2 separate regions of the Homo sapiens genome follow, and region 1 is linked to region 2. A link is an interaction called in ENCODE POLR2A ChIA-PET data of the cell type or tissue named here. Cell type or tissue: Panc1. All regions are shown on one strand.

What was found. ChIA-PET counts read pairs that join two places held together with the same protein. Peaks named below come from ENCODE experiments on the same cell type or tissue, not always from the same donor. Only the 100,000 strongest peaks of a DNase experiment are listed, where the experiment ranks them.
Region 1: POLR2A ChIA-PET joins it to region 2 with 6 read pairs; 2 of 35 experiments call an interaction of 5 or more read pairs at or near these places.

The regions. Positions count from the first base shown.
Region 1 is chr4:176,547,545-176,550,044 of GRCh38, reverse strand. No RefSeq gene overlaps it. Among named protein-coding and RNA genes, the nearest start is that of HAFML, 110 kb to the left of the region's middle. In Panc1, no CTCF peak of the experiment used is centred here; a DNase peak (open chromatin) is centred at 1,213.
Region 2 is chr4:176,759,494-176,761,993 of GRCh38, reverse strand. All of the region lies in intron 1 of VEGFC (vascular endothelial growth factor C), which reads left to right. Among named protein-coding and RNA genes, the nearest start is that of VEGFC, 32 kb to the left of the region's middle. In Panc1, no CTCF peak of the experiment used is centred here; no DNase peak of the experiment used is centred here; H3K27ac peaks cover 281 bases.

The DNA.
Region 1 (2,500 bases), 210 kb after region 2:
CGCTGTCCATCTGGACTCTTGCTGTAACTGTTCTTGCTACTTTAATTTAAAAATCTTATGTTGATCTATTTACTTATTATAACTAGCAGTTACATTTCAGTTTTAATTTTTAACATTTTAATTACACCACTGTCACCGTATTGCCTCCCACATTTTCTCTGTTCTTCATGGGCAAGCTAACATGGCCAGCTGCTGTTAACAGGCCATGGATTTCCTTGCACAGTACCATCGAAATATTAAAGAGGCAAATACTTATCAAAACATAAGCTAACTTGGTGAAAGAGTAGAATCCACAATCTTAAAACCCTAACTTAGAAGGTTATTAGAGTTACAAGTTCATTTCCTTATGTGTTTTCTAATCATCCACTATGGCCATACTAGATATGGTGACTAAGTTCGAAGAATTAGTCATGGTCCCTGCTTTTAAGGAGCTTAAAACGTTGTTGCAGGCATGAACAAGTAAACCACTGTTATGAGGTTAAATATAAATATTGTGTATGTATATGAATGTATACATGCACGAGGACAGTAAGATAAAATTTGTCAATCAAGTAGAAAAGAAAAAAATTTTCATTCATATTTGCAGCATGAACAGCTTAGAGAATTTCAGGCTGAGAGTTTTTTTTTCCTTTTCTTTTTTTGCCAAAAAGTCATGTGTTTATGAAAGTGCACTCAGGGACAGTGAAAAGTCCAGCATGCCTGCAGCCTAAGTGTGTGAGGAAGAAAGCAGGTTGTAAGCATATTATTAAAAGCCCTGGCTACCATGCTAGGGACTGAACATTATTTTGTAGACTAACAGGAGCCAGTAGGGTATTAAAGCAGCAGAGTGTGGCATGAATAGGTCTGGGCTATCATAAGGTAAAGTTTGTGACAGTAGAAATGATGGATTTAAAGGGTGAGAAACTATAAACAAAGAAACTAGTCGGATGCAATAATTCACATGAGGAAAGGAAATAAGGTAATGGCAGCAGATATAAAAGAAGGGCACATAATTTAAAGACAATCCAGAGTTACAACAAACACTGTAATAACAGGTAAATATCAGATTTCTCTGCGTCCACCAGTGTATTAAGGACTCCATGCACATTTATCTCATTAAATCTTCCTTAACAGCCCTGTGAGGTGCGTTCTGCTTACTATGTCTGTTTTACAGATAAGGGAAGGGATGGGAATTCGGTAGCTTGCTGAAGATCACATAGCTGGTAATTGCAGAGCTGGGCCTGAACCTAGATCTAACTAATTCCAGAGCATGACAAATCTCTAAGATAAACAGCCTTCAACATGACTATGTGACCAGGCAATTTCTGACCTCAGTGACTTAAGAATGAGGATCTGATTGACTGAGGAAATGAATATATAAAGGAAAGCAAGTTCTGATAAAAAAAAATTAGTGTTGGACATATTTACTTTGAATATTGAAAATACATGTATGTTCCGTAGAAAGTTGAGAGTTTCATTTACAGCCGAGTTACTTTCATGGGGATTGTTGTAGAAACCACAGCCAAAAGTACATTGCCAAGGTAAAAAGTCTACAACTAGATGCCAGCGGAGCTGGGGGCAGACACCTAAGGAATTACTTTGTTCAAGGAGTGCACAAAGGATGATGTCTTAGAAGAGGAGAAAGGAGAGGAGCTTTCAGAGGTCCAGCTAACGACCCTGGAGAATGCAGGGTTAAGGAAGCCAAGGAAGATGAGAGTTTTGAAAAAGAGACATTGAAAACGATTTCCAAAAGCATAGTTTCAGATATCAAAGAGCAATCACGTTGGAGGAGAACTGGGAAATGTTTGCTGGATTTGGCCCTCAGGAGATCGCTGTTGACATTGAAGCAAGATGGTTTAGGGAACGAAAGGGGTCTGAAGTCAGATCACTGTGAGGTGCACTGCAGAGGGCAGGTGTGGAGGAAGAGCAGATTCCTCTAACAAAATTCACTCTGTCCTGGTGAACGTGTCTATCTCTTCCCCAAATTCCACAGTGGAAATATTATAGTGTTACATAGCAATAGCTACACTTGCACAAGAATACTCAACCTTCTCCTAGGGTAAAAAAATGCTTTGCTCCTTTAAATCTCCGTTACAAGCCTAAAAGAGCCTCTCAGTCACGTAGTTAAAAGACAAAACTTTCTCCTCACTCCTGATGTTTTCTTCCTATGGAGGGTATTCAATTAGTGTAACGTACTCCGCACTTCTTCCTGCACTTTCCCTAAATCAAACACAACCACATTGGAGTATCTTTTCTAGTTGGTAAGTTTGGGAAGATAAATGGGGCGTGTTCAGCTCAGCTGCTTTCCATTCATCTCCTTGGTGCTCAGCCTTTGGCAGAAAGAGCACAGTCACTACTGCTTTCTGCAGGCAGGTCCGCCATCATTAGGGGGACCTGCAAATTTGAGGGATTACCTTAAAGGAAACAACATTTGGTGTATTTTGATGGGAATACTGCCAAATAAGATGCAATGAGCAAAGCTGAGGAGAAAAAGAAAATAACACATGGAGAGACTTTTAAT
Region 2 (2,500 bases):
TAAATGCATTCTAAAGAAAACTGATACGTCAGAGACATCTGAGCTTACTCTTAATTGCTTTCTTACCTTTCTCTGTCTTGGGCCAGATTTTCTTCCAGGCTGATGGCTTCTTCCAACTCTGAATTCTAGCACTCTCTGCTGTTTCATTTTGTATTCCATGCCTTCGTCTCTTCTCTGATCCCTTCCATCTGCCTGAAAGCACTTCCTTTTTATTATTTCTGTGTCCTATAATAATAAAGTTAACAAAAGTGTTAAGTATATGTTTATTTTTCCAAGGTTACATAGGCACATGTATAATGTAGGGAAACTGGCTGACAATCAGAGACAGAAGACACATACACGTGGGCCCACACACATTCGTTCACTGTTGTCCTTAATGCAGTATTCAACATTACAAATTACTGTAATCTTAATAAAACTGCGACATTGTTTTCCTTGTTTATTTAGGGAGCACCTTTAAAAATCATGTATTTGCTGATTTATTCATTCACTATTGTCCTTAATGTAGTATTCAACATTCCAAATTCCTGTAATCTTAATAAAACTGTGACATAGTTTCCTTGTTTCTTTATTTAGGGAGCATCTATAAAACTCATTATTTACTCCTCAGAAAACTTGCATGGGCATATAGTTATGAACCAGTTTGAATATTATGATTTTATATTCACAATATTTTTATACTTATGATCCTAGGCTAAGGATATTTATATTAGAATGTTCGCTGAGGACTTAAATAAGTTCTCACTGATACTTACACTGAATATTATCTCAATGTACTTGAGAGAAAAGGTATTGCAAGTAAAGGTAAATATATGAGTACATCAATTGTATAATTTAATTTTCTCACAATTTTAGGACAATTTTGTATAGGATCTATAATCATATACTTTTTTAAATATTCACTTGCTTTTATTAAATCAATCACAAGAAAATACAGAACGTTTTCCCCTTCCACTTCTGAAGTGGAGGAAATCACTTCAAATTCATGGGATCTTTGAACTTTGCCCATTGGGCCAGACTTGCAGTATCATAAACTTCTTTTTCCTACCTATGTATGATTTTGCCATGTGCGAAACAATCATTGCTAGTACCACGAGTGAGTGATGATAAGCTTAGAATACATCCAGCTAAGATCAGTGCCATTTGAAGCTCCCTCAATATCGCATTTCTTCGGTTCTTTAAAAAAAATTCATTGTTTTGGAGTCAGCATATTATTAATGAATGGAGTATTTGAGGGGAATAAATATGACTTTGGCAATATCACATGCATGGGAAAAATTGGCTAGAGAAAGGGCTAAGTCTTTCATTCTGTGTTTTAGAGAACAGCTTTAGCTCGTATGAAAAAATTCTGGCATAGATATGTGAGGGGGAGTGTTGGATAAGAAAAGGAAAGAGAAAAAGCTTGCTGTGGAGTGGAATTCTCATCACATTTCTTTCTTACCTACTACTCTGGGGAAACTTCAGTTACAGGGCTGATAAATATTTATTAAGAATATATAGACAGTATAACCTAAAAACATTGGAAGATATTTTAGCGAGGCTTGAGTCAGATTAAATCTACCAACCGCTAAAAGATGGCTTTGCCTAGAGAAATTCTTTTTTCTTTGGGAGCAGCTATTAGGGAAAAGCCTATTGCCTAATATCTTAATTGAAACCTATGCATAAAATTCAATTAAAAATGGCCTATATTTTGAATTGTTTTTCAAGTTACAGAAGAACTTTAAGATCTTTGTAGGTAATTTCTAAAAAGCATAAATATCTTAAAATATATATCTGTACTATCACCATTAAAACTTACCATTCTTTGCTCTATATTTTCCAAAGCTATATTCAGAGAAAATAAAACCTATTATTTCATAGCCTGCTTTAAAAATATCTCTTAAAATACGCTATTTTTCATCTCCTGATCTATCCCTCAAGAATATGATTTTAAAACTGCATTACCTCATTTCGACTTATTTGTTTTATGTCCTCCTTGTTATTAACTATTTTTAATTTTTTCTGTGTAAAAACACTTATTTCTTTACATATTTTCTCTAAATTTGGAAGCTATGCCTTCGTCAATGATACCATGTTAACATTTTAAATTTTTAAAAATATTTTAATATATTTTATTCAAACAGTCCCAATAATTAAATTTATTTCACTGGCAAATGCGATATAAACCAATTGCTGCATCTCTCCTCTCCAAAAAGCATGTCTTGTTCTAGTGATGTATTTGGAGATAGAAGACTTAAATTATTTTATTTTTTTTTACTTTTTAAAAATGAGAAATGAAAACTCGGCTATATGCATGGTGTACACTGTGACGTTTTGATTGAAGTACATTGTGGAATGATTAAATCAAACTGATTAGCACATTATCATCTCACATACTTATCATTTTTTGTGATGAGAATGTTTGAAATCTACTCTATTATTATTTACCATAGTCACCATGAGTATATTACATCTTCAGAAATTATCCCTTCTGTCTAATTGAAACTGTACCCTGTACACA